Regions from separate parts of the Homo sapiens genome. Here region 1 is linked to region 2. A link is a loop called in an ENCODE intact Hi-C map of the cell type or tissue named here. Cell type or tissue: CD14-positive monocyte. All regions are shown on one strand. Links, peaks and the distances in the headings refer to the core of each region. The heading gives the core; the rest is flanking DNA.

The links. Hi-C counts contacts between places; a loop is a spot of excess contacts. Peaks named below come from ENCODE experiments on the same cell type or tissue, not always from the same donor. Only the 100,000 strongest peaks of a DNase experiment are listed, where the experiment ranks them.
Region 1: it touches region 2 in a loop (3-fold over the local background); 72 of 110 quality-filtered maps call a loop at or near these places.

Annotation. Positions count from the first base shown.
Region 1 is chr17:34,997,961-35,014,424 of GRCh38, reverse strand. It overlaps LIG3 (DNA ligase 3), which reads right to left. Exons shown (of 20, transcript NM_013975.4): 13 at 16,129-16,206; 14 at 15,698-15,821; 15 at 14,976-15,118; 16 at 14,569-14,643; 17 at 13,022-13,168; 18 at 12,321-12,516; 19 at 11,636-11,757; 20 at 4,682-10,152. The coding sequence ends at 9,919. RFFL (ring finger and FYVE like domain containing E3 ubiquitin protein ligase) reads left to right here. Exons shown (of 7, transcript NM_001017368.2): 7 at 2,276-8,435. The coding sequence ends at 2,457. It overlaps RAD51L3-RFFL (RAD51L3-RFFL readthrough), which reads left to right. Exons shown (of 7, transcript NR_037714.1): 7 at 2,276-5,313. It also overlaps the pseudogene OSTCP7. Among named protein-coding and RNA genes, the nearest start is that of LIG3, 26 kb to the right of the region's middle. In CD14-positive monocyte, for the core only: CTCF peaks have their summits at 15,854 and 16,054 (motif pointing left); a DNase peak (open chromatin) is centred at 16,034; H3K27ac peaks cover 1,242 bases.
Region 2 is chr17:35,103,852-35,117,072 of GRCh38, reverse strand. It overlaps RAD51D (RAD51 paralog D), which reads left to right. Exons shown (of 10, transcript NM_002878.4): 4 at 9,626-9,707; 5 at 9,951-10,085; 6 at 10,592-10,687. RAD51L3-RFFL (RAD51L3-RFFL readthrough) reads left to right here. Exons shown (of 7, transcript NR_037714.1): 2 at 10,592-10,687. Among named protein-coding and RNA genes, the nearest start is that of RAD51D, 9.4 kb to the left of the region's middle. In CD14-positive monocyte, for the core only: no CTCF peak of the experiment used is centred there; a DNase peak (open chromatin) is centred at 9,032.

The DNA.
Region 1 (16,464 bases), core at 8,445-16,444, 110 kb after region 2:
TTTTTTAAAATCTTGGTGTTTTCAGTTCTGGTCTGGGTAGGGAGGGTCTCTGTGTACACCTTCTGGGGAATCAGGGTGTTTAGCAGCTTCTGGTACTAACCAAAAAGAAAGGGTGGTGACCTGAGACAGCCCTGTTTGTACAGGGCTGGTAATGGTTAGAGCTACTCTGGAGCTAACACATGTGCTACTCTCTGGGCACAAGCTATATATCTCAGCTCAGCTGCCACTCACTTAAAGACCACCACTGGGCCCTCAGGTACTCCCAGAACACACTGCAGAACTCCTGACCATCTGTGGGGACATTCTAAAATATGCTATGTGTTTTCAAAAGCCTCAAGGGTATATGGTTGTGAACTCCCTTCCAAGAGAGAACGTTCTAAGAGTAGTGTTGGACTAGCCTGCAGCATTTTAAAACTTATTTCAGAAGATTTCCCAAATTTATTTAGTAAAATGGCCTTTTGCTCAGAATGGGCAATTTTATGTCTGATTACTTCTAATCAGACATAAAAAACAGTTGAGCTTTTCTCAATTCCCCAAAACCATTTGGAGTTCTAGACCCACCTCCACCCTCCAACCCCCCAGCATCACCGGTACCAAGATCAGGCTGATCTACTTGGTGCTTCCTTTCTTTTTCTGATTCCCTGGGAGAATGCTGACAACTGAGTTAATGTGTTTGTTGTTACTTCTGAGAGAATGAGTAACTGAAAATTATAAATTATTCCCATTCATCTTAGGTATTTGTATAGTCTCCAAACCTCTGTTAGGACCAACAGCACCTCAAAAGAGGCAAATGGGTTTCACTCCCTTTCACACCCAGCCTACCTCCTAGGGGGAAGTATTTCTTGACTTTTTAATAGTCCAGAAAAGAGAAAGTATAGATGCAATAAGGGAGAATTCCTCTATGGGTTGGCCAACCCCCAGATGGTAGAGGTGACTTCTGTGAGATCAGTTCCTTTTTATGGGTACCTACTTCAGGCTACAATTTAAGACATATTGGAGATGGCTGGGCTTTTGAACATTATTTTTTCTGTTTGGGTCAGCTCTACTAGGATACTGGTCATGCCCACTATATTCTGCTAGTGACACAAGCCAGTTAGCATTTATTGAGAACCCTGTGCACTCAGCAGTTGATACTGTCTGGATAGTTTCTACTCTTAGGGCAGTTAGGCAGAAGGCCATTCTAGAGCAGGAGCTGTGGGGCCAGCCTGCCTGGGTTTGAATCCTGGCTCCTCGACTTAGCAGCTTTGTGCCCTTGGGCAAGCCACTTAACTTTTTTGCCCCAGTTGGCCTCATCTATAAAATGAAAATAACAAGAGGTCCTACTTTATAGTTTTTGTGAGGCTTCAGTGAGTTAACACATGCAAAGCTTTCAGGACCCTGCCTGGCACACGGTAAGCATTCAGTAAATGTGGGATGTTGTCATTCCCTTGGGAAGATGTTCATTCATCAGACATTTAGAGTACCTACCATATAACTGGCATTGGGGGCTTCAAAGATGAATATCTAACCTTGGAGCATGGAATAAATGCTAAGCATATAATTGTAAAAATTGATTGAATATGTTGAATTAAAGAGCTCATAGTCTACTCTGGGAGTAAGTAGGCAAACTCAAAATTTTAATCCAATGTGATAAGCAGTCATGGGGGTATAAAAAAGTTTTGTGGGGGTAGAAAGAGGGAGCAGTAATCTCTGCCAAGTTTCTCCACCAGGAAGTTTCCTCAGGAAACCTGGGAGTAGTTTGTGAGATAGCAGAGGGGTCCCCCATGATCCCTGACTTTATTAAATGGAGGATATGTTTATAGATAAAGCCTTGTGATCCTTAATGAACCATTCATCACAGTTCCATTTCTATCTAAACTTTTCTGAACCAGTTTTATCTTTTTAGCCTGTTCTGCCTCAGGGGATAATGAGTCCCTACGTGCCACTCACACACTCACTATATTACAGCCCCAACAGTCTGAAAATTATTTCTTTTAAGCTTTGAGAACTTTGCCTTAGTTCTCATGTTCTGGGATGTGTCTGATCCACAAGTGCTGTGTACTTTTCAAATCTTTACCTGTTGGAGGGGATGAAGTGTGGATTAAACAAGTAACCAGAGTTGGTTATTGAGGAAATGTTTCCTCGGAGGAGCTCTATTTGAGGGAAGCATGTGCACTGAGACTTTGTTTACAATGTACCTGTTATCTCCCACCTCCCTCCCCCAGTCACCCCTATACACTTAAGACATTCTCCTCACTCCTCTGCCCCTTTTTTTCTGCCCTGTGTGTTTGTACAGGGGGAGCAGTACCATCAGGCTTGGAGGAGAACCTGTGTAAGATCTGCATGGACTCACCCATTGACTGTGTTCTTCTGGAGTGTGGCCACATGGTAACCTGTACCAAGTGTGGCAAGCGCATGAATGAATGTCCCATCTGCCGGCAGTATGTAATCCGAGCTGTGCATGTCTTCCGGTCCTGAGAGCTTGCATCGGTTTCTTCAGTGCCTTACAGGGAAATAGCCTGGGGTGTCTGGGCTCAGGGTTGGCCAGCTTGCAGAGGAGCAAGCTAGTAGAAATATTGCAGGGTTCCCAAAACCAGGTCAAGCAAGATGCCATGTCACCCCTGAGCATGCCTGTCTTCCCAGGGGTGTACCTCTTGGCTGGCAAAGCCCAAGGCCAGTGGGAACTTGTATAAATCACATGGGTATGTTCTTGGTTCAGTGATCTTGGAGTGATGATGGTAACTGATGAACAGAGAACTTTCCAGAACTTGGGTCCTGTCTTCCTCCCTGAACCTAGACAGTTTCACCCCTCCTCCTGTACCCAACCCATCCCCACCCCATATGGGAGATGCTTGCCCATGTGTTTCATCAATCAGAAGTCCTCCTCCCCAGCACATTCGGATTTAAATTTCTGGTCTCTCCGGCTTTCTGTGCTTTAACTATCTTTGCTAAAGTCTCTTGCTACATTGCCTAAATCCATTTGTTTCTTTGGACCAAAAATGTTAGTTTACCAGACCGATAGTGGTCCTTAGGACAGATTTTAGACCAGTAAACTTATCTTTGGTGAGAAATGAAATACAAATGCTATAGAAAAATTTCAAAGTTGTTAAAAGCCACTTCATTAAATGCTGGGATTGGAAGCTGTTGGTCTCCTGACCTGACTCTGGGAGCCAACAAAACATCAGGCTCCCAAACTGCTGGGAAATTTGTTTCTGTCTGCAAGGGATAGTGCGTGCATAATCCCTGCTGCTGCTTCTCTTGGGACCTGATTTGCACCATCCTTAGTTTATGCGGAAAGGGGAAGCAATGGGTGGAGGCAGTGGCCTTCTCCTTAATTTTGGCTTGGCTTCTGATCCTTTTCCCAACTAGAAGTCTTAAGCCACTTTTCGCTGAAAATGAAATCCCTCCCTTATCCATGGTAGTTTTAAATTTGGTTTCATTGAAGAAATAGATTTAGGCAAAGAGCCTGTGCTCTTCTCTGGCCAGACTGCTGTTGAAGTTCCTGGAGAGCAAATGTTAAGACAGAGCACTTAAGAGCTTTCAGGAGGTACTGAATGAGACTGGATTCTGTTGTAAGCCGACAGTTCAAGTCTTTATTTCCCAGGTTGGTGGGGAGTGAGGAGACCCTACTTTCATTCCCTTTCCTAGCCCACTGATTTTTGGGGGCAGGTCAGGGAGAAAGCATTTTTTTTTTTTTTTTGAGTCTCACTCTGTTGCCCAGGCTGGAGTGCAGTGGTACAGTCTTGGCTTACTGCAACCTCCACCTCCCAGGTTCAAGCTATTCTCCTGCCTTAGCCTCCAGAGTAGCTGGGATTATAGGCGCCCACCACCACACCAGGCTAATTTTTGTATTTTTAGTAGAGACGGGGTTTTACCATGTTCACCAGGCTGGTCTTGAACTCTTGACCTTATGATCCGCCCGCCTCAGCTTCCCAAAGTGCTGGGATTACAGGCGTGAGCCACCACACCCAGCAGGAGAAACCATTTTCTAGGCTCTTTAGGAAGGACCATGCAATGAGTAGGTGATGTATTTGAGCCCTCACAGTCTTTACACCCCTAGAGGAGCTGGAGGACTTAAGAGTTTGCTGCAGAAGCGTGGCCAAGCACAAAACACATGATCAGGAAAGCAGAGTGTTTTCCCATTACCAATGGATGAACTATGCAAACCCTAAACGCCTTGGCAGACACCTCCCACCCCTTACCCCTCCCATGCAGCTGAAAAATCTGAGACTAGAACCAATCATGACTCTGGATGGCAGAGGGAAACCTCTAAAGGGACTTATTACATTGGTACAGACATATTTATGCTTTCTTCCATCACCAACCACTAAACCCCTTTGGAGGAATGAAATAACTGCATAAACTAGTCAACTGAACACTGGGCCACTTACCTCAATGTTATACAAAGTCCTGGATGATTTGATTCTGAACCACAGCCTTTGCAGGAGTTGGGGGAATCAGATTTGCTCATGAAGACATCCCTTTCCACTTTTGTCATGGGCAGTAAATACTATAGTTTACAATGCCTACCAATTAGCAAAGGATCATTCATTCAGCTACTCAGTTCCTCTGTAAAACAGGTCTATGTATGTGCAATTCAGCTAAGATCTAGCAGTAACTTAAGGGCAGAAGCTGGCTCTCTACTTACAACCTGCTTTCTCTGCTGAAGCCTTACCTCCTCTTCAGTTTCCCTCCTAGACACAAATCGAAAATAATATACTGATAGCTGGTTAGTAACCTCAGTAAGAATTAAAACTGAGGTTGTTTACTCATTTTGCCTTTAAATCTTTTATCCCCTTTTGGTGAAGGTTTCCCTTTAGGAAAAAAGGTGTCAAACAACCCTGATTTTTTTTTTTTTTGCATCATTTTTATTACACCAAATTAAAGTTGGGAGTTCCAAGATCCCATTCCAGTTAATATTTAACCAAGGTCTAAAATTTGATTTTTTTTAAATCTTTGAATCCTCCCTTCTGCCCCTCATGGATCCTTGGTTTTAATGATATGGAAACATCTAATTCTTAGAATTATTCCGTAGCTTTTGCTGATTACTCTGAGATTTCAGTTAAGACTTGTTTCAAAAGACAGATAGCTGACTGGTTCATAATACATTGGAATAGTTGGATCCAAACTAATAAGAATAAGCTGTACAGGAACTAGTGCTCAATATACATTGTATAAATTTGTGGAAATCTCTTGGATGTGAATTGTTACTTCAAGTGGCTTTTATTAAGATTTTCTCAGACTTACTTGGAGGTTAAAGCAAACCCAAATGTGTATTATTTTGTTACAGAGCTCTGCTTTATAATTTTGTAATAAAGTTTCAATACAGACACCTGTCCTGTCTGGTGCGAGGATGTTAGAGGTTGATAGGACTGACAAAAGAGCCTGACAGTGGTTCATGCTATAATTTCCACACTTTAGGAGGCCAAGGTGGGAAGACTGCTTGAGCTCAGGAGTTTGAGACCAACCTGGGCAATGTAGTGAGACCTTGTCTCTACTTAAAAAAACAAACAAGGGCCGGGTGCGGTGGCTCACGCCTGTAATCCCAGCACTTTGGGAGGCTGAGGCGGGCAGATCACGAGGTCAGGAGATCGAGACCACCCTGGCTAACACGGTGAAACCCCGTCTCTACTAAAAATACAAAAAATTAGCCAGGCGTGGTGGCGGGTGCCTGTAGTCCCAGCTACTCGGGAGGCTGAGGCAGGAGAATGGTGTGAACCCGGGAGGCGGAGCTTGCAGTGAGCCAAGATTGCGCCACTGCAGTCCGGCCTGGGCGAAAGAGCGAGACTCTGTCTCAAAAAACAAAACAAAAAAAAACACAAACAAAAAACCCAAAAAAACCAAAAAATTAGCCGTGCATGGTGGTGCATGTGGGTAGTCCCAACTACTTGGAAGGCTGAGGTGGGAGGATCACTTGAGCCAGGAGATTGAAGCTGCAGTGAGCTCTGATCGCCACCGCACTCCAGCCAGGGTGACAGAGTGAGACCCTGTATTAAAAAAAAAAAAAAATTGACAACTGATAAACCACAAGCTAATCCTGGGATGTGCACATGGCCTGGGATTAGCCTGTGGTTGGGCCAAGTGACCTTGGTCAAGATGCTCAGTGTTGTTGTAACTAACTAACTTGCTCAAGACCACAAATGTAATATATGGAAGAGGCCATGGAACAACCTAGAAGAGAATGAGAGCTGGGTAGGTAAAGGATGAATCCCAAGACCAATTGGGTTGAAGCACCAAGTGAGTTCAGATATTTACACTGATCTAGAAGAGATGGGCCTTAAAGAACTGAAATCTGAGGACAGTTAGTATGCCCAGTTAGGTCTTCAGGTTACCCTGGGAGATACATGGTACCTTTTGGATACAGCTGTAGTACAGCTGGACTATGGCTCAGAAAAGGTTGGCCCAGGCTGGGCGCCATGGCTCACGCCTGTAATCCCAGCACTTTGGGAGGCTGAGGTGCGTGGATGACTCGAGGCCAGGAGTTTGAGACCAGTCTGGACAACATGGCGAAACGTGGTCTCTACTAAAAATACAAAAACTTAGCTGCGAGTGATGGTGTGTGCCTGTTTGTTAAGTCTTAGCCACTTGGGAGGCTGAGGCATGAGAATTGCTTGTGAACCCGGGAAGCAGAGGTTGCAGTGAGCTGAGATTGCACCACTGCACTCCAGCCTGAATGACAGAGCAAGAGTCTGTTTAAAAAAAAAAAAAAGGTTGGCCCAGCCTCGTGACAGACTGCTGTGTGTGCGCAGGCTTGTACAAACCTCCCTGACCAGGCGCCCAAGGAGCAGGGAAAAGACTACTGAGAATGCAGCCCCTGGGAGAACAAGATTATGTGTCCATCTGCTGTGACTGAGAAGAGAAAGGAATCTTGCCAAAAGGGCATAAAGGATCGAGGATGAGCCACAACACTTTGCTCACATTGCCCTAGGGAGCTGACCTGTTCAGCACCCAGTGATGACCTCTGCTTGATGCCAGCCAGCAGCATGTAGAGGTTCAGAAGAGGGAGGCCTCCAGCATTCTGCTGGAGAGATTTATGATGATGATGTTGAGGGCTGCATTGAAATACATGAAAGAAATACATGAAAGGATACAAAATAGTATATACAGTCAGATCTCAGCAGCAAAGACTGGAAGAAAATACATAAAAAACCACTGACATTGAAATGGCAATAACACACACTAAGGCAGAGAAGGGACAAGATGATCACCTGCAGCCAGCAGAGGCCCTTTCCTGTGAGTGTGCACTCTGGGTGTAAGCAACCAATAAGGGCAAGTGGGGCTGGGTCCAGGTTGGAGAGGACAGTGCCTTTGGCAGGATCCTGAGGAGACAGCCTTGTTCTGCTGCCCTGTCCGGTTGTTTGTTTGGCCTGAGGCTGAAGAGAGAAATGGAAATCTATGTAGGTCAGTACTCAAAGGAGGAGCAGCTTTTTGTCTCCATAGAGGATGGAATAAAAAGTATCTTATTCCTAATACTGAAGCAAGGCTGAATGGTGCCTATTCAAAAACACCAAATGTCCTGGGCTAGAGTCAGGAAAGTAAACCCCTCCCCCGTGCTGTCCCTACTCCCCCAACATACACATTTTAAACAGTAGGTGGAAGCCAAAGTCAATCAGATCAAAGTTGGGGGGGGGCGGTGGGGTGGCCAGGGGGCGCAGTGGTCCTTGATCTTATAGGTCCAGAGCCTGTTAATTTGTTCATAAGGTGAGAACTGACCCTCAAGAGCTGGAAGGATTGGGACATGGCAGCCAGTTTACAACCATATGGTGTCCTGATGAGCCTGCACTCAGAGTGGAGTGTTGGCTGGAACATGCACACCTGCAACTGAGGGTTCTAAAGTCATAGGTTAGGCCCTTCTCCCGGGTAGGGTCTGGACATGCACACCAGGAGTGACGTTCCCAACTCTAGATAACTATGTGCTAGGCTCTGGGCTAAGTGCTTTACATAATGTTGCTCAGGACAACAGGACAACCCTATGATTTAGGTGCACCCATTCTACTTGGAGGGATTGAGGCTTAGATGTTAACGTAACTTGCCTAAGGTTAGAGCCATTAAGTTTCAGGAGTCTGATCTGAACTCCGTCTACACCTGCACTGTCCAGTGTGGTAGTCACTAGTGACATGTGACCATTTGAAGTTGAATTAAAATAAGAACTTCAGTTCCTTAGTTGTGCCAGCTTCATTTCAATTGCTCAGCAGCTGTCTGTGGCTAGTTTGGTTGGATACTGCAGATTTATGGATATTTCCACTGCTGCAAAAAGTTCTATTGAATAGCACTTGTCTACACTAAATTGTCTCTCTTCCTTTTGTTCTTCAAATAAATCAGCCTCAGGTAGCACAGGAGCTGTTCTTTGTAAGCAGGTTGTATGGATCTGTTCTCAGGTGTGGATTTTTATTTTTTTCCCTGCAGATATGGAGTATATTTTCTTTAAGAAATTAAAAACTAAGAAGAAAATGCCACTCAACATTGTTGGTATTATCAATAGGTCAGCAGGAAAAAAAAAAATACTGTGATAAACTTGTCTCTCTGATACCAAGAAGAAATTCTAGTCCGAGCTTCAATATGCTTCCTGTTTTTTTCGCTAGGTATTTCTTTTACTGCTGCTCTTCATTCTTTCCCACATTTCATATTGGAGGATTGGTACAGCCTTTAGAACTTCATTGACAGGAGCAAATCCAGTATCCACTGATTTCTTCTTAAAGGCGCTCTAACCCATCAGATAGCCCGGCAGTTTCATTCACATGAATACTCCAGCCATGAAAAAACTCAGTAGGACACAGACGAATCCAATGAATAGAAGAAAAAAAATCGATTGAGTTTTGGGATATTTGGTGCATTCGACTGGTCCAGCATTATGAAACCTAAACCTCCCATTGTAAACAGGAAGCTGGATGCAAATCCTTCCATAATATACTGTCCATTTACTTTGTAGGCCAAGAAAGCTACTGGCCTCTGATGCCCACGTTCATCAGCCAATACTTGGGGGTTCAACAATATCATATAATTATTCCTCCAGTCATGAGGAAGTAAGACACCACCACCAGAGCATACACAGTCATGGCTGATGGCATGTGCAGCCAGGGTGGCTTCTTCAACTTCAGGTTGGAACACTCGAGCACTAAGAATGGGATATGGTACAAAGTCTCCATGTTGGTGGCAACAAGGGCTGTTCTTGGCCTCAAGCCCCATGTGGATTTTTATTCTTAAAGAACAGTCTTGTTTCCAGGTTTTGGGGATGCAGATCTTCCTGGAGCCCTCTATCCCTCCAGAGGAGTGGCCCAAATAACCTCCCCTTTCTTCATAAAGGCCCCATTTTCCTACCTGACCCTAGTCCCCTCCCTTCAAACTGGGGATCCTCACCATGTAATAGGAGAACACAGAGAAGAAAGTAAAAAAATTCATTTTGTTTTCTTTCACATGAGGTTTGTTCCTGGCAAAGCGTGTCAGGCTGAATACAAGTTCCGCTAAACAGAAGCATTTCCGAGGGCAGTCCTTTAAATACAACTTTAAAATGAGCCTGGAAGTACAAAGGAACAGGCAAGGATGGGAGAGAAGGCTTTGTGGACAGAGCTGCCATAGCCCAGCCTTTACTCCTTAATCTCTAGGGAAATTATTGGGGGTGTAGGTGGGGAAAGGACAAAGATAACTGCAAGATATTTTATTTATAAAAAGGGTAACTAAGCTGCTTTTCAAAGAAAACAAAAAGATGGCAAACCCAGCACCCAGCTCTGAAAGATCTATTTAAACCAGCAAGACAAACTGACTTCAGCTGTGGCACCCACAGCAACTAATTCCTGGTCCAGAAGAGACAGTGGAGAACTGGTGGGTTTGGGAGAAGCAAGCCCATTCCCCCTATACTGTGTCTATCTGCCTCCAGCCTGAGTCCAGTCCAGTAGTATGGTAAAGGAGAGTATGGCCTGAGGGAGAGGGAAGACAGCAAACCTAGCAGGGAGCTACCAGTCTCCGTTTCCGGATACATGCCCAAATCCACTCTGGGGAGACCTGCTGGGCCGCAGGGTTCTTGTCCCTGCTACCCAGCACGTGCGTGGCTGAAGTCATATCAAATTCCTGTACCAGGTCCCCGTCGAATGCCACAAAGTAGCGTCTGAGACGGCTGAAGTCTGGTGTGGAGGGTGGCAAGTAAAGCCGCACCCCAGTGAAGATGTCCAGCAATACCTGCAAATGCAGAGGGGTCAGGGTGGGGTCAGACCTACACTGGGTACAGATGGGTCTTCACCCAAATGAGCACGGGACAGAATGAGGGAGCCTAGAGTTAGGACACAAGCAGAGAAGTTTACTGGAATACCATGCATCAATACCCCCACCCCTCCAGTCACTCCAAATTATACAGGACTGACACGCCCCTCCATCCCTGCCTAGGGGAAAAGGAGAGTGGACAGGCCTCGACATCTGGGACCTGGAGATGGGAAGAGTACATGTGTATAAGAGCCACCCAGTCATGGTGGGCAGGCGGAGCTGGCTCTGACTCAGTGCCCCCAGACTCAGTGATGTCCCCTGAGACCAAGCAGTCTACTCTGTACAACCTGCTAGACTGAGGGGTCAGGAGTCCTGCTTACTACTCTCAATGGGTTCAAGGACTTCAGGCTGGGAAGAGAGAGGGGAAAGGTTTCTACAGGTCTGTTGGGGACCGAGTTCAGGCCTTGTGCTGTGAGACTTCTATGCTTACTCCTGGATGGCGGTGGGGAGCGTGGGGGCGCAATGACATGGGTGTCAATCATATGTTTACTTCTCTATCTGTCCTTTGAGGCATCAGCTCCCCCAGAGTTGAGCCAGTACTAAACCTAGTTCTTGGCATCAGAAAGTGCTCAAAAGAGGCCGGGTATGGTGGCTCAGGCCTGTAATCCCAGCACTTTGGGAGACCAAGGCAGGCGGATCACTTGAGGTCAGGACTTTGGGACCAGCCTGACCAACATGGTGAAATCCCGTCTCTACTAAAAATACAAAAATTAGCCGGGCATGGTGGCACATGCCTATACTCCCAGCTACTCGGGAGGCTGAAGCCGGAGAATCGCTTGAACCTGGGAGGCGGAGGTTGCAGTGAGCGGAGGTTGCAGTGCGCTGTGATTGCACCACTTCACTCCAGCCTAGGCAACAGAGCGAGACTTATCTCAAAAAAAAAAAGAATTGCTCAGGAGATGTTGCCAAACCCAAGACTGACAAGAAAATGTAACAGGGAAAAGGCTCCTCAGGTGGGAGGAGAGTCACCAAGCCAGTGCCCTCTCCCCGACTCGCTGCTTGCTGGACCTGCTTCCACCCTGACCACAAACTCAATGCTGCATTCCCACACCCAGACTGGTCTTTTCCCTTTAATGTAAATTTTGACTTGGGGCCAGCAGCTGAGTGAGTCCCTGCAGTCTCTCCTGGCTAGGCCGGGCTGTTCTATCTCCTGCCTGCTGGCACAGTTCTTCCTCTCTGCTCACTGGCTGGCCGCCTCTGCAAGGCAACAAGAGGACATAGGGTGAGCAGCAGCATTGCTGACCCTGCCCACGACAGAGGAGTGGCTGCAGGCAGGGAAGAGGTTTAGCCGATGTTCCCCAAACACCTTTGCTCATCCTCTTTCAAACTTCTTGTACAGAAGGTTGGGAACACAACCTGGGCTAAACTGGCCCACGTGGTGTGTTGCTGTTTTTACCCTCACCTTTGTTTGGCACAGCGTCTCATCAGCAGCTTTCCGCTTCTCCCCTACTTTCACTGGAGAAGACTTTGTGGCCAGCTTCTCCCCCACCTTCATAGCGGAAGGCTTTGCAGTCTGCATGTTGCCTGCAGGACAGAGAGGAAGCTGGGTGTGGTGGTGCACACCTATAGTCCCAGCTACTCGGGAGGATCAATTCAACTCAGGAGTTCGAGGCTGCAGTGAGCTATGGTCGTGCCACTGCACTCCAGCCTGGATGACAGAGTGAGACCCTGTCTCTAAAAAACATATGATACAAAAGAACTAAGAGGGTAGGGATTGCTGATAATGCTCCCTGAAGTCAGGGGCAGTAATGGGAAGGACCAGGGGCTTTCTCTGCTATGAGCATAGGTGAGAGGGGAGTGAAGAGTTATCAGCTAAGCCCTTTACTCAAAGGTAGCTTATTCCCTGGTCAGACTGGCTGTCCCCAGGGTACTGCTCCATTCAGGTTTGCTGAGCAGATACAGGGTGCCCAGCAGAAGGGTCTCTGGCCCATGGCTGGACACACACCAGGAATGTAGTCTGTGTCCACTGCAGTGGACACAGATAATCATGAGATCTCAGGGCTGGAATGTGAGACTGGGTCCCTGCCCTTGGATCTCTGCCCCTCACACCGCCCTCTTCACCATACCAGCCCCCTCCCTATCCTTACCATCTTTGCTGTTGGAGTTACTCAGCTTCCCTTCTGCTTTCTTGGTACTGGCTGAGGGCTTGCTGGGGGCCTTGCGGGACACAGCAGACCCTGAGGGACCCTTATTCTCTTCACTGCTACCCCCTGTAGTGGAGCTCCCCTCATCTCCAGCCACTACAGTGAAGTCTGCCTTCTCCTTGGACAACTGGTACAGTTCCTGAGGCGGGGAGGGACAATGTCAGAGGGTTTCATTGCCTTCCCAGTCTGGCCTCAGAGGTGGTGTGTGTGGTGTATTTTAGGCGCATATGGGAACAAAGATGTGAGAAAGATAAAGAGCAAGGAAAAGGAGTTGGCTCCCTTGGCACCATTCCAAAGTATGGCCCTATAGCCTGAGTAATCAGGGTACAAATCATTGTTCTCTGTACAGCAAAGCAGGCTTTGCTGGGGCAACAGGAGCAAACTCTTATTCCCCAGACTAAAGGCTGCTCAGTGGGGCCTTGCAAATGCAAGGTTCTCTACTCAGAGATGGAGGGAGAAGGAGGTCTAGTGCTGTGCCCCTGGCCCAGCAGCAGTTTGTCTCCCTCTCTAATTGCCCTCCTTGCTCTGCCTCAGGAGAATGGGGGAAAGGAGAAGACAGAGGACATGTGAATGGTCTAGATGCCCAAGGCTCCAAGGCCTGGACAGTGGGGTGGAGAATACATATACAGCCTAAGAGCTGCTACCTTGAGTTGGGGAAGGTTAGTGGCAGATTTCCAGTCCTTATCATCTCGGATTCGGGTGCAGCGAGGGAATCGGATGGAGATCCCGTCAGCTGTATGAGCCTCCGATTTGGAGAATTCAGCCCCTGTGATCTCCCACACGGCAGCTTTCTGTCAGGAGTAAGCCAGCAGGTCATCACTGGTTAAGAAGATAGTATCAGTGGCCGGGCGTGGTGGCTCAAGCCTGTAATCCCAGCACTTAGGAAGGCTGAGGTGGGCAGATTACTTGAGGTCAGGAGTTTGAGACCAGCCTGGCCAACATGACGCAACCCCGTCTCTACAAAAAATAACAAAAATTAGCCAGGCACGGTGGTGCACGCCTGTAGTCCCAGCTACTCAGAAGGCTGAGGTATGAGAATCGCTTGAACCCAGGAGGCAGAGGTTGCAGTGAGCTGAGATCATGCCACTGCTCTCCAGAACGAGACTGTCTCAAAAAAAGGGAGAAGCAAGTATTGGCCAGGCGCGGTGGCTTGCATCTGTAATCCCAGCACTTTGGGAGGCCAAGGCAGGTGGATCACCTGAGGTCAGGAGTTTGAGACCAGCCTGGCCAACATGGTAAAACCCTATCTCTACTAAAAATGCAAAAATTAGCTGGGGGTGGTGGCACCCCTGTAATCCCAGCTACTTGGGAGACTGAGGTGAGAGAACTGCTTGAACCCAGGAGGCGGAGGCTGCAGTGAGATGAGATCATGCCACTGCACTCCAGCCTGGACAACAGAGTGAGACCCTGTCTCAAAAAAAAAAAAAAAAAAAAAAAAAGTATCTCCCAACCAGCTAGAAGCAATACAGAACAATTAAAACCAAAAAGGCGGCTGGGTGCAGTGGCTCACGCCTGTAATCCCAGCACCCTGGGAGACTGAGGCGGGCAGGTCACCTGAGGTCAAGAGTTCAAGACCAGCCTGACCAACATGGAGAAACCACATCTCTACTAAAAATACAAAATTAGCTGGCCACGGTGGCACATGCCTGTAATCCCAGCTACCTGGGAGGCTGAAGCAGGAGAATCACTTGAACCCGGGAGGCGGAGGTTGTGGTGAGCTGAGATCCCGCTATTGCACTCCAGCCTGGGCAACAAGAGTGAAACTCCGTCTCAAAAACAAAACAAAACAAAAACCAAAAAAGCTTTGGCTAACAGCTGGGAAACTTGGGTCCTAGTTCTGCTGCTGCTGTTGCTGAATAACCTTAGGGAAGTCCTGTTTGTTCTCTAGATCTCTTTCTTGGTCGGTACAAGAAGGGATTGGGCCAGATTACTTCTAGAACACACCCTTTGTGCTGAGGGGATAGGTACTCTCTTCTTCTCTCTCTTTTTTTAAAGCAATTGTATTGCAGAAAGAATTCTATTCAAAATTCCTCAGAGTTGTCTGGTTGTCCCTGTGCCTATCACTCAGCTGGAAATCCAGACCCCTATCCCTGGGTGGACTTTCAGCGAGGTGAGATGGATTCTCTATGGCACTAGAGAACCTGCAAGCTAATTCTATGAGCTGGAGGCCCCCAAGCCACTGGGTTGATACCTTTGGGTCTGGGACGATGAAGTCAGGATAGTAGATCTTGTTGACCTTCAACCAGCTGGGTATTTTGCTGGGGTCCTAGAGGAGAAAAGATGCTACTTTGGGCTGTTCCCAACCTGGAACAAGGCTTAAATCCCTTCTCTTGGTAATGAGATTATAAGAAGCCACTTAAACAGCTGATGTTTGAGCCATGTGATCCTCCCAGCCCAGAGTGGGTATGACCTAGAGGCATGCAAGCCATTTTCCACAAGAAGGCATTCAGAGATTATAAGGCCTAATCCTGCTCCCCTGAGCAAGCTGCAACCCTTCTTTCTGGGGAGACAGAAATACCTGTAGTCCCCAAAGCACAGCCTCTGTCTCAGTGATGGCGGCCAGTCCAGAGGCCATGGCCAACCAGGTCCCTTCCTCACCTTGCTGATCTTCACCATGTCTAGTTCATTCTGCAGGCGGGCAAGCGTGGCATCATCATGGCCTCCTGCACACTTGGTGACTGTGCACCACTTCTGGCTGCCAGGGTCGTAGCAGCCCATGAGGAAGATTGACATCATGCCGCCTGGGAGGGGAGTGTGAGATGAGTGTGGGTTGGAGGAGCCATCTCTGCCAGTCCCAAGAGCCCAGGGCCAGGGAGAGGACCTTGGGTCCTGGCCGTCAGAGTGCCAGAGTTTACCTCTTGGAGCTACCTCTTACTAACTGTGTAATTTTAACCTTTATAAGCCCCAATTTCCTCTTCTGTAAATGAGGGATAATCACACCCAACCTGTTGGGCTCTGGGGCATTGAACTGTGTTGGACACATGATAGATTGCTTAAAAGTATTAGTTCCTCAGACTCCAGCTTCCTTTCCAGTCAGGAAAGAGATTTTGCCTGAGGAGAAAGCTGTCAGGCCCTGACGAAATAATTGGTGGTAAGCGTCCTTCTGCTAGGCTAGCATAGGGTACTCTATTCTGACTTCTCCCTAACCGAGTAAGCAGCTCTGCCTGAGGTGACTCAGGCCAGCTTGGGGCCCTAGATCCTAGGACTTCGGAAGTCATAACTGGCCATGCTGGCAGATCAAGCCAGTAACAAGGCCAGCCTGTACCTCAAGCGGTACCTTCTAAAACAGTACCACCCCAGGGGGCAGAGGCCACCCTGACCTTTGCTCCCTTGCCCATAGAAGGCTCCAAGGACCACCAGGTCAGCTGTGTCGGCCATGGCCCCCTCGTTCAAATAGTCTTTCTTCACTTTCAGCCAGTGCCGCTTCCCAGGCTCATATGTACCCTGAAGGGAAGCAAAAGAGAGACCACAGAATAGAAAGGCAACTCCATGAGGATGGGTTCACCCCTTCACTGCTACACACCAGATCTAGCCCAGTGCCCCTCCCTCAGGGTAAGAGCCCTCAGGCTCCAGGCACTATAGGAGACACACAAAGCAGTCCTCCAGATCCAGGACACATCTGCCCACACTTCCCCAGCAGCCACCCCAACCACTGCAGGCTGCCACCGCCATCTCCTGGTCAGGGCTGGAAAGGCTCAGGGGAGAGGGCTGCGAGTGAGTCGACAGGAGAAGCCAAGCGAGGCCACTTTACCTTCACATCCTTCAGCACCAGCCCCTCCAATCCCTCCTGGATCACCCGGGTTATCATGTCAGCCAAGTCCAAAGCTTTCTGAGGGACAAGAGAGATGCTGAAGTTGGTGTGAGAGTGGAGAAGGTGGTGAGTGAGTGGGGGTTGTTCCTTTTCACACACTAGTTAAGTGTCCACTGGAAACACCCTTACTTGAAATATAAGGGACAAAGGGTTAGAAAGCAGGTTGCTTCTCATCCCAAACAGAGGGCTGCTGTGGCTTTGAAACACAGGAGGCTTACCTAGGAAGGATTTCCATGCCCTACCCTTCTGGGTGAAGACTAGCAGGCAACATATGCA
Region 2 (13,221 bases), core at 4,460-12,459:
TGGCCTTGGGCTTAGGGAGTTTATAAATCCAACAGACATGGAGGGCGCACTCAAGTGGGAACCTGGGAGGACTGCAGCTGCCTCAGGTCCCCGCAGGGAGATCGTGGAGTGGGGTCAGGAATGCTCTGAAGAAGGCAGGACTTGGGCATGGAGGAACAGATGGACTTTCGCTGAATGCTTTCGATGAACGAGGCACTGCGGTCAGCACTTCACGGTACATTATTTCATTTATTCGTCACAACCACCAATGAGCATGTTACTGTTTAAATCATCATTCTAGGCCGGGCGCAGTGGCTCACGCCTGTGATCACAGCACTTTGGGAGGCTGAGGTGGGCGGATCATGAGGTCAGGAAATCGAGACTGTCCTGGCTAACACGGTAAAACCCCGTCTCTACTAAAAGTACAAAATATTAGCTGGGCGTGGTGGCGGGCGCCTGTAGTCCCAGCTACTCGGAAGGCTGAGGCAGGAGAATAGCATGAACCCGGGAAGCGGAGCTTGCAGTGAGCGGAGATCGCACCACTGCACTCCAGCCTGGGCAACAGGGCAAGACTCCATCTCAAAAAAATAAAATAAAATAAAATAAAATAAAAATAAATCATCATTCTATAGGTGAAGAAATTGGGACTCAGGTTAAATGACTTGTTCAAGATTGTGCAGTTAGCAAACGGCAGACCAGTTATTTGAGTTCATGCTTGTCACACTCCTAAGTCTAAGAACGCGGCTCTTAACTCATCTGCCCGGCTGTCTCCCTGGAGGCGGGAGGCCATTGTGAAAGCAGGGTTATAGACAGTGGGGTAGAGGTGTGCAGGGTGGAAGGGTGGCAGAGGCCAAGCAGGGCCCTGGCAGTGCTGGCCTGGGGTATGTGAGTCCAGTCTAGAACAGTGGGAGACATGTTGAAGAGGAACTGTGACAAGACCTACTACCAGGAGGAATGTATTGTGAAGAATCAAAGCTGACTCACCAGGTTTCTAGCCTTTCTTTCTTTCTTTCTTTTTTTTTTTTGTCGGAGTTTGGAATGTATTGTGAAGAATCAAAGCTGACTCACCAGGTTTCTAGCCTTTCTTTCTTTCTTTCTTTCTTTCTTTCTTTCTTTCTTTCTTTCTTTCTTTCTTTCCTTTCTTCCTTTTCTTTCTTCCTTCCTTCCTTCCTTCCTTCCTTCCTTCCTTCCTTCCTTTCCTTCTTTCCTTCTTTCTTTCTTTTTTTTGACGGAGTTTCACTCTGTTGCCAGGCTGGAGTGCAGTGGCGTGATCTCGGCTCACTGCAACCTCCGCCTCCAGGGTTCAAGTGATTCTCCTGACTCAGCCTCCCGAGTAGCTGGGACTACAGGTGCGTGCCATCAACGCCCAGCTAATTTTTTGTATTTTTAGTAGAGATGGACTTTCGCCATGTTGGCCAGGATGGTCTCGATCTTCTGACCTCGTGATCCGCCCGCCTTGGCCTTCCAAAGTGCTGGGATTACAGGCGTGAGCTACCATGCCCAGTCTCTAGCCTTTCTTACCGTGTGCTGTGGACAGTTAATGGTGTAACTTTAAAACTTGGGAGGAGGGGAGTTCTGTAGTCAGAAGTTTGAGAAATGCCTGACTAATCCAAATTAAACAGGTTTCTCTGTTGTAGGCCGCCTCAGAACCTTTAGTGCTGAGGTGCAATGATTCCTTACAGGGTGTTATAGCATGTAACGTACTTTGGGAAAAGCTATGTTGATGAGGGAGATTGATTATTCCTTATAGGCCAGAGCTAGGTCTGTTCATCCCACAGTCCCCTCATTTTAGAATAAGACTGTCAGGAAATATGAGGCATTGAAGTGGTGTGTGAATGGATGACTGAAAGAATGGCTAAAAGGCAGTTCAGAGGGAAAGGCAGAGGATAAGTCCCAGAAATCACCTGTATTCTAGGCAGTGGTAAAACCCAGGTGTACTTCTGCTTCATGGGGCAAGACAGGGGTCTCTCCCTGTTGACATGCGGAGTTAAAGGTGATGGGGACATATTGGTAGGAAGGTTCTCTGGGCAGTCGGAGAGGCACGGAATGGAAACTCAGGTGAGAAGTTGGCTGGAAGGTGGATTTGGGAATACCTTATACAGACTGATCTCCACAGCCAAGGATGTGGTTGATTCTTGACTAGAGTCAACACCAGTGCTTCAACCCCAGCTGCACGTTAGAATCATCTGGGAAACTTGAGATATTCATGCTCTGGTCCCAACTCTATATATTCTAATTTAATTAGTCTAGGTCAGTGGTTCCCAAACTTGTGTGCCCATTGGAGTCACCTGAGGACTCTTTTAAACATTACGAAGTCCAAGTCTCCCCCAGACCAATTAATCTCATTCACTGTGAGTGGGACACAGGCATCAGTATTTTTTAATTTTTTAATTTGTTTTTTAGAGACAGGGTCTTGCTCTGTTGCCCAGGCAGGAGTGCAGTGGTGCACAATCATAGTTCACTGCAGCCTTGAACTCCTGGACTCAGGCAGTCTCCCTGCCTCAGCCTCCCAAGTAGCTGGGACTACAGGTGCTCACCACCATGCCTGGCTAATTAAAAAAAATTTTTTTTTTTTGTAGAGACAGGGGTCTTGCTGTGTTGCCAAGGCTGGTCTCAAATTCCTGGGCTCAAGCAATCCTACCTCTGTCTCCCAAAGTGTTGAGATGACAGGTATGAGCCACCATGCCTGGCCAGGCATCAGTATTTTTTTGAAGCTCCCAGGTGAATCCAATGTGCAGACAACTTTGGGTACTGCTGACATAGGCATTTTTTAAAAAACTCCCCTGATTTTATTTTATTTAATTAATTAATTTTATTTTTTTGAGACGGAATCTTGCTCTGTCGCCCAGGCTGGGGTGCAGTGGCGCGATCTCGGCTCACTGCAAGCTCCACCTCCCGGGTTCATGCCATTCTCCTGCTTCAGCCTCCCAAGTAGCTGGGACTACAGGCGCCCGCCACCACGCCCAGCTAATTTTTTGTATTTTTAGTAGAGACGGAGTTTCACCGTGTTAGCCGGGATGGTCTCGATCTCCTGACCTCGTGATCCACCCGCCTCGGCCTCCCAAAGTGCTAGGATTACAGGCGAGAGCCACTGCGTCCAGCCAACTCCCCTGATTTTAATGTGCAGGCAGGATTGAGACTAACTACTCTAGTCTAATGGTTCTGAAACTTGAGCAGGCTTCAAAATCACTTGGAGGCCTTGTTGAAACTCAAGTTTCAAGTGTGGGCTGCATTCCCAGAGTTTCTGATTCAGTAGGTCTTGGGGAGCGGAGCTGTGAATTTGCATTTCTAGCTAGTCCTTAAAGGTTGCTGATGCACCTGGTCTGGGGACCACACTGGGGTTCCTCTGATCTCAATGGGAAGAATGGAATCAGGAGTGGTAGAGGCTGGATACTTATTAAACAGAGATGGGGTGAGCACAATTATCTCAAGAAGCCACAGGGCTAGAGTGGTAACCAGAGTGTTTTGACTGGCAGGAACCTGTGGGTATAATCATGGGGAGTCCCTGGAATTAAAATGGTTGGGGGCCAGGCACGGTGGCTCATGCCTATAATCCCAGCACTTTGGGAGGCCAAGGCGAGTGGGTCACCTGAGGTCAGGAGTTTGAGACCAGCCTGGCCAACATGGCGAAACCCCATCTCTACTAAAAATACAAAAATTAGCCAGGCGTGGTGGTGGGTGCCTATAATCCCAGCTACTCGGGAGGCTGAGGCAGGAGAATTGTTTGAACCCGAGAGGCGGAGGTTGCAGTGAGCCGAGAGCACACCACTGCACTCCAGCCTGGTGACAGAGCGAGACTCCGTCTCAAAAAGAAAAAAAAAATGGATGGGATGCTTACTAAAGTGCTGTTCGGCATATACAGAGAGGTCATGGGAGGTCATCAAGAACCATCTCAAGGACTGGAACCTAGGAAGGTGATTGTAGGGCTAGGAAAGGTACGCATGTGATCAGGCATTGGTACAGGCCGTGGCATAGAAGAAACTTCAGCCTAGAGATAGGGCAGGGCATGGAGGGTAGGTGGTGACCTGTTTCATGTGGTTGAGGGAGAGAACCTGGTTTAGGAATTGGCATGTCATGAGGTTTATCCCAAGTCTTTCACAGCCAGTGTTGATGATACAGAAGCGAAATAAAAGTGATAGCACCTTTCTGTTACTCATTTTTCTGGAATGATTATTGGGTGCCTCCTGTGTTTCAGGCACTGTGCTAGTGCTGGGGATGCGACAGGGATCGGACCCAGTCCTTGCCCCATGGTGCTCTCAGCTAGATGAGCAAGACAAACAAAAACAAGCAAATAACAAATAATTACAAACTCCTAGGACTAGTGAGGATACAAGACCAACACATACAAATCAACTGCATTTCTCTATACTCACAGTGAACATGTCAAAACTAAAATAAAAAACACTACCATTTATTGGCCGGCCGCAGTGGCTCATGCCTGTAATCCCAGCACTTTGGAAGGTCGAGGCAAGTGGATCACCTGAGGTCAGGAGTTCGAGACCAGCCTGGCCAATATGATGAAACCTGGTCTTTACTAGAAATACAAAAATTAGCTGGGCGTGGTGGTGGGTGGTTGTAATCCCAGCCACTTGGGAGGCTGAGACGGGAGAATCACTTGAATCTGGGAGATGCAGGTTACAGTGAGCGGATATTGTGCCACTGCACTTCAACCTGGGTGACAGAGTGAAACTGTCTCAAAAAAACAAAACAAACAAAATGGCTGGGCGTGGTGGTTCACGCCTGTAATCCCAGCACTTTGGGAGGCTGAGGTGGGCAGATCACAAGGTCAGGAGATCGAGACCATCCTGGCTAACACAGAGAAACCCCATCTCTACTGAAAATACAAAAATTAGCTGGGCGTGGCAGTGTGTGCCTGTAGTCCCAGCTGCTGGGGAGGCTGAGGCACGAGAATGACGTGAACCTGGGAGGCAGAGCTTGCAGTGAGCCAAGATTGCGCCACTGCACTCCAGCCTGGGCGACAGAGCGAGACTCCGTCTCAAAAAAACAAGCAAATAAACAAACAAACAAAAACACAATGCCATTTATAGTTGTTTCAGAGAAATGAAATACTTGGGTATAAGTCTAACAAAGCATGTGTAGAATCTGTATGCTGAAAATTTTTAAATTGTTGATGAAAGAGATCAAAGATGACTCGGATAAATGGATGACATGTACTTTGTTCATGGATTGGGAGACTGAACATAATGAAGATTTCAATTGTCCCCAAGTTGATCTGTAATTTAACGCAGTTCCTATTAAAATCCCAGCAAGTTTTTTTTTTCTATAGACATAGACAAGCTTATTCTAATAATTACGGGAAGACCAGTTTTACCTAGATTAGCTAAAACAATTTGGAAAAAGGATAGCTGGAGGAATCAGTCTACCCAGGGTTAAGACTTGCTATATAGCTACATAATTAAGCCTAGTGTGGTATTGACCAAGGGACAGATGGACACAGATCAGTGGAACAGAATAGATAACCCAGAAATAGACCTCCACAAGTATACACAACTAATTTTTTTTTTTTTGAGACAGAGTCTTGCTCTGTCACCCAGGATGGAGGGTACTGCTGCTATTACAGCTCACTGCAGCCTTGACCTCCCTGGGCTCAGGCAATCCTTCCACCCCAAGCCTCCCGAGTAGCTGGGACTACAGGTGTGGGACACCATGCCTGGTTATTTGTATTTGTATTTTTTTTTTTTTAGACGGAGTTTCTCTCTCTCTCTTTTTTTTTTTTTTGAGATGGAGTTTCGCTCTTGTTGCCTGACCTGGAGTGCAATGGCGTGATCTCGGCTCACCGCAACCTCCGCCTCCCGGGTTCAAGCGATTCTCCTACAGGCACATGCCACCAGGCCTGGCTAACTTTTTTGTATTTTTAGTAGAGACGGGGTTTCTCCATGTTGGTCAGGCTGGTCTCGAACTCCTGACCTCAGGTGATCCACCCGCCTCGGACTCCCAAAGTGCTGGGATTACAGGTGTGAGTCAACGCGCCTGGCCTGAGTTTCTCTCTTTTTGCCCAGACTGGAGTGCAATGGCGTGATCTCGGCTCACTGCAACCCCCGCCTCCCGGGTTTGATTCACCTGCCTCGACCTCACGGGTAGCTGGGATTACAGGTGCATGCCACCATGCCCAGCTAATCTTGTATTTTTAATAGAGATGGGGTTTCACCATGTTGGCCAGGCTGGTCTTGAACTCCTGACCTCAGGTGATCGCCCGCCTCGGCCTCCCAAAGTGCTGGGATCACTGGCGTGAGCCACCGCGCCCAGCCTGTTTGTATTTTTTTTATAGAGACAGGGTTTCATTATGTTGCCCAGGCTGGCCTCAAACTCCTGGGCTCAAGCAATGCTCCCGCCTCAGCCTCCCAAAATGCTGGGATTACACACAATTGATTTTTGACAAGGGTACAGAAACAATGTGTTGGAGGAAAGACAGCCTTTGAACAAAGGGCGCTGGAGCTATTGGACATCATAGGCTAAAAATATACAATAATCAACCTAAACCTTATACCTTATACAAAAATTGAAAATGGATCATAGACTTAAATGTAAAACCAAATTGTCTAATTTTTAGAACAAAACAGGAGAAAATCTAGGCAAAGAGTTCTTAGATTTGATGCCAAAAGTATGATCCATGAAAAAATTTTTGATTAATGGGGCCTAATCAAAATTTAAAACTTTTGCTGTGCAAAACAGAATGAAAAGAGAAGTACAGAATGGGAAACATAGTTACAAGCCATGTATTCAACAAAGGACTTGTATCTAGAATGAAGAAAGAATTCTTAAAACCCAACAATAAAAAATCAAACAATTCAATTAGAAAATGGGCAAGGGCTGGCTCACACCTGTAATCCCAGCACTTTGAGAGGCTGAGGTGGTCAGATTGCTTGAGCCCAGGAGTTCAAAACTGGCCTGGGCAACGTGGCAAAAACCCTGTCTCTACCAAAAAAATACAAAAATTAGCTGGGTGTGGTGGCACATGCCTGTAGTCCCAGCTACTTGGGGGAGCTGATGTGGGAGGATCACCTCAGCCTGGGAGGTCAAGATTGCAGTGAGCTGTGACCATGCCACTGAATTCTAGCCTGGGTGACACAGTGAGACGTGAGACCCTATCTCAAAAAAAAAAAAAAAGCCAGGCGTGGTGGCTTACGCCTGTAATCCCAGCACTTCGGGAGGCCAAGGCAGGTTGATCACCTGAGGTCGGGAGTTTGAGATCAGCCTGACCAACATGAAGAAACCTCGTCTCTACTAAAAATACAAAATTAGCCAGGCGTGGTGGTGCATGCCTGTAATCCTAGCTACTCGGGAGGCTGAGGCAGGAGAATTGCTTGAACCTGAGAGGTGGAGGTTGTGGTGAGCCGAGATCACGCCATTGCACTCCATCCTGGGCAACAAGAGTGAAACTCCGTTTCAAAAAAAAAAAAAGTTCAACACTATTAACTATTAGGGAAATGCAAATTAAAAACACAGTGAGCTATTATTTCATACCTATCAGAAAGACTAAAATAAAAAAATAATGATAATACCAAATGCTGATGAAGATGTGGAGACACTGGACTACTCATATATACATTGTTAGCGGATATGTAAAATGGCATAGCCACTCTGGAAAATAGTTTGGTAGTTTCTTATAAAATTAATAATGCATTTACCATACCACCCAGCAATTGTATTCTTGGGCATTTATCCCAACGTTGTAAAAACTTGGGTTTATACAAAAACCTGTAAAAAATGCTTATAGCAGTTTTATTTATAGTAGCCCCAAAGTGGAAACAACCAAATGCCCTTCAATGGATGAATGGTTAAATAAACTGTGGTACATCCATACCATGGAATACTTTTTAGCAGTAAAAAGGAATGAACTATCCATATATGCAATAACTGGGATGGATCTCAAGGGAATGATGCTGAGTAAAAAAGCCAATCGCAGGGCCAGGCACGGTGGCTCATGTCTGTAATCCCCGCACTTTGGGAGGCTGTGTTGGGCGGATCACTTGAGGTCAGGAGTTCCAGACCAGTCTGCCCAAAATGGCAAAACCCCGTCTCTACTAAAAATACAAAAATTATCCAGGTGTGGTGGTGGGCGCCTGTAATCCCAGGTACTCGGGAGGCTGAGACAGGAGAACTGCTTGAACCTGGGAGGTGGAGGTTGCAATGAGCTGAGATTGCACCACTGCACTCCAGCCTGGGCGACAGAGCGAGACTCCGTCTCAAAAAAAAAAAAAAAAGAAAAGAAAAAAAGCCAATCACAAAGGTTACACAGTGTATAATTCTATGTACATAACTTTGTTCTTGAAATAACATAATAGAGATTAGTGGTTGCCAGGGATTCGGGATTAGGGGTGAATGGGAGGAATGTGGCTATAAAAGGGTAGCAGGAGGAAGACTTATAGTGATGGAAATGTTCTGTATCTTGATTATAGTAGTCGTGTAAATCTACATATGTGATAAAATGGCATAGGACTAGACACATCAACACACGTGCTTGAATGCTAGGAACACTGGTGAAATCTGAATAAGCTCTGTGGATAGTACCAACATCAGTTTGCTACTTGTGTGATATACTATAGTCCTTTTTTTTTTTTTTTTTTTTTTTTTTAAAGAGAAAAGGGTCTTGCTATGTTGCCTGGGCTAGACTTGAACTCCTGGACTCAAGTGATCCTCCCACCTTAGCCTCCCAAGTAACTGAGACTACAGGCCCCTGGCTAGTACAATACATTTTGTAGTACAGTTGTTATTATTAAGGTAAACCAGGTGAAGGGTTCATGGACTTTTTGCAACTTCCTGGGAATCTATAATTATCTCAAAGTTGTTTTTTCTTGTTGTTGTTGTTGTTGTTTGTTTTGTTTTTTTGAGACAGAGTCTTGCTCTGTCACCAGGCTGGAGTGCAGTGGCGTGATCTCGGCTCACTGTAACCTCCACCTCCTGGGTTCAAGCGATTCTCCTGCCTCAGCCTCCTGAGTAGCTAGGACTACAGGCGTGTGCCACCATCAAAGTTTAAAAAAAGCGACAAATTTTGGGAAACGCTATCAAGGAAACCCACAAACAGCTGGGCGTGGTGACTCACGCCTATAATTGCAGCACTCTGGGAGGCCGAGGTGGGTGGATCGCTTGAGGTCAGGAGTTTGAGACCAGGCTGGCCAACATGGTGAAACCCCGTCTCTAATTAAAAAAACTAGTCGGGTATGGTGGCGGGCACCTGTAGTCCCAGCTACTCGGGAGGCTGAGGCAGGAAAATCACTTGAGCCTGGGAGGTGGAGGTTGCAGTGAGTAGAGATCACGCCACTGCACTCCAGCACTCCGGCCTGGACAACAAAGAGAGACTCCGTCTCAAAAAAAAAAAAAAAAAAAAAAAAAAAGGAAACCCACAGGGCCTGAGATGAAAAATGAAGGGAGAACCTTCTGATGGGGTGGCAGAGGCCTCTCTGGAGAGCTGATCTTTAAGAGTGGAGGGATGAAGAGAGACCAGAGAAGGCACATTTGGGCATTCCCTCCTTACCAGAAGAAAACACCAGGAGAAGCCTCCTGGCCAGTGATGTTCAAAGACAGAACCAGTGCTTGAAAGAAATGTCTTACTTTTCTTCTTGGTACCTTTTCCCCTGTCTTCCTCCTAACCTCTTGTGTTGATTTTCTTCTCTTCTGCCATCAGTCTTGATAAACTGCTTGATGCTGGTCTCTATACTGGAGAAGTGACTGAAATTGTAGGAGGCCCAGGTAGCGGCAAAACTCAGGTACATGTGAGGCCAGCAGTCAGGAGGATTTAGGGGTGAGGGTGGTAGATGCATAGCCCAGGGTCCCTGGGGGAGCTTCAGCGTACTAATGGGTTCAGAGCCCAACAGAGAGAAGATGGGTAATAAGGAATGGGGTCGGGACTCAGCCCATTTGTGTTGCTGGAATCTGGGCAAGGTTTGGTGGGGAGCTCCCATCTGGACCCTCTCTGAAGTGTCAAGTTCATCCAATGCCCCCACCCCCAGGTATGTCTCTGTATGGCAGCAAATGTGGCCCATGGCCTGCAGCAAAACGTCCTATATGTAGATTCCAATGGAGGGCTGACAGCTTCCCGCCTCCTCCAGCTGCTTCAGGCTAAAACCCAGGATGAGGAGGAACAGGTAAGGGCAGGATGCTGGGTTCCATTGAGATTCTGACACAGGAAAACCCCATTATCCCTTAACATTGTAAGAATTTGGGTTGAATAGTCATTCCTTGCCTTCAAACTTGCTGTTCTATTAATACATCTCGTATTCCTTAAGCCACCCCTGTTGATGCCATCATCCCATTTGGGATGCTACTCACACTGATTCTTCCAGGAAACCCTCCCAACTCTTTGCATGCCCTAAACCAGGGCTGGCAAACACCAAGCTTTGTGTTTCCAGTCCATTTCTCACCTGTGAGAGACATCACTAATCAGTCATATCCCTCTTTCCTGCTGAGTTCTGAGTACTTTACAGCTCAGCACCCAGGCAGCCACCACTGTGACAACTGACCATTAGACAAAGCTCATTTGCCACCCTGGACCTGAGTCCTTGCATCCAGGTGCCTCTTCCTTCTCAGCCTTACCTTGACCCCCCTACTCCCTCTTATCCAAAGTCCTTGCTTTTCTTTTCCACCGCTTCAGGCAGAAGCTCTCCGGAGGATCCAGGTGGTGCATGCATTTGACATCTTCCAGATGCTGGATGTGCTGCAGGAGCTCCGAGGCACTGTGGCCCAGCAGGTGAGCCTGCTGTTCTGCCCCTCCTTGCTTAATTCAGCTTTCTAGGTGCTATCTCTGTGGGCAGGTGTCCTACTACAGACTGTTTGGAAATGCAGATGTGCAATCTGGTGACTCCAACTATGCTTGCTACTCCCAGGATGGAATTCCCGAGCACCTAAATCACATACCTCATTGTTTACATGTTCATCTTCCCTGCTGAACAGTAAAGCCCCCTGAGTGGAAGGATCATGTCATATTTATGTCTGCATTCCCCACTAGGTGAGTGAGGAATACTTTTAGCTGCAAGTAATAGAGGTTGTCTGACAGAGACTTGAAGCTTGAGGACATTTAATTATGTCACATGAGTTGGGAGGTTGGCAGGTCCATGCTATCAGGGCAATAGATTTGTGTGTCTGATTTTCTTGTTCTTCCCCTCATGGTTGCAAAGAGGCTGCCAAAGCTCCAAGCATCTTGTCTTCACACATCCACATCCATATTCAAGGCAGTAAAAGATAGATGGTTCTTTTCTGTACCTCCTCCCTTTTATCAGGGATGAAGAATCTTTCTCCAGAGCCCACTAATAGACGTCCCTCTTCCCCTTACATCTAGTTGGCCAAAATGGGGTTATGTGTGTATCTTGGACTAAGACCTGGGCCCACCATCCCTGAAGTCAGATTTCTGCCCAGTCGCTGAACACATTCAGAGTCATGTTAATGGGAAGGATTTAGAATGGCATTTGGGTTGGCACTTTGCTACTCATGTTGGGTGCTTAGACAGGATTTGGTGCACTGATTTATAAATGACTAGATGTGGAGGATACCTTAAAGATAGAATAGTTTATCTCAAACTTTTCCTCTCACCCCAAAGCATGACGTGTTCACACGGGCATCCCCACGACTATATATAAAGTCAATGATTTTTACAAACTTTAGAACATATAATAGTTGAACAAGCTGGGAGTGGTGGCCCACACCTGTAATCCTAATGACTCCAGAGGCTGAGACGGGAGGATTGCTTGAGCCTAGCAGTTGGAGGTTGCAGTGAGCTATGATCATACCACTGTACCTTAGCCTGGTCAGCAGAGCTAGACCCCGTCTTTAAAAAAAAATGTTGAACAAATACTTACCTCAGAAGTCATAGCTGGTTATGACCCACCAGCTTGTTGAGACATGAAGCTGAGTAGTGCTTACCTCACTTTTAGAGATGAGAAGAGTGAAGGCCGGAGAAGTGAAGTGAGTTGACCAAAGTTGACCAAATATTTAGGGCAAGAACTAACCTTATAGCCCAAACCTCTCAATTCCAGATCAGAAGACTGTATTTTTTACTGTAGGACCATTAGATGATATATCTTCTATTATTGCATAATAAGTTACCAAAACCTTAGTGGCTTAAGACATAGTATTTCTTATCTCACAGTTTCTAGGGGTTAAGAATCTGAGACTAGGAGCGGTGGCTCACGCCTAAAATCCCAATGCTTTGGAAGGCCAAGGCAGGAGGATCACTTGAGCCCAGGAGTTCAGGACCAGCCTGGGCAGCATAGCAAGACCCTGTCTTAAAAAAAAAAAAAAGAAAAAGAAAGAAGAAAAGAAAAAGAACCAGAATCAGGATATAAGAAGTAAGGGAGAAGAGAAAAGAAGCATCAAAAACAGTTTAAGTCCAGGGAAACCAGGAGGATTCTCCTGCTTGTGTAAAGACAGAAAATTATGGTTAGAAAGATGGCACAGGCTAGGCTTGGTGGCTCATGCCTGTAATCCTGGCATTTTGGGAGGCCAAAGTGGCCAGATCACTTGAGGCCGGATTTCGAGACCAGCCTGGCCAACACGGTAAAACCCCGTCTCTGCTAAAAATACAAAAATTAGCACCCGTAGTGTGCACCCAATGTGTGCACCCATAGTCACAGCTACTTAGGAAGCTGAGGCATGAGAATCGTTTGAACCGAGGAGGCAGAGGTTGCAGTTAGCTGAGATCATGCCACTGCACTCCAGCCTGGGTGACAGAGCAAGACTTAGGGAATTTATTTGGAGGCATTTTAGATACGGAAGATGAGGCCTAGAGGCATGATCTAGAAGGAGACAGTGAAGTAAAGAGAAGGCTAAACTCTTCAGCAAAGGAAGTTAGGAATTTGAGGGTGGTAGTTAGCAGGACAAGGGAAAGAAAGGAGGGAGTCAGAAAAGGAAAAGAAGGGCCTTACCACCATGGTGGGAGGCTGGACACAGGAGAGAGATGGCTGCTGAGAGATCCATGACCAGAGGCCTCAGGACTCTCTGCGGAGCTTTCTGAAATTTGATGACTTTAATGTAGTTTTTAGTTATTTTATTTTATTTTTTTTGAGACAGAGTCTTGCTCTGTCGCCCAGGCTGGAATGCAGCGGTGTGATCTCAGTTCACTGCAACCCCCGCCTCCCAGTTTCAAGCGATTCTCCTGCCTCAGCCTCCTGAGTAGCTGGGATTACAGGTGTGCACCACCACGCCCAGCTAATTTTTGTATGTTTAGTGGAGACGGGGTTTCACCATGTTGGCCAGGCTGGTCTCGAACTCCTGACCTCAAGTGATCCA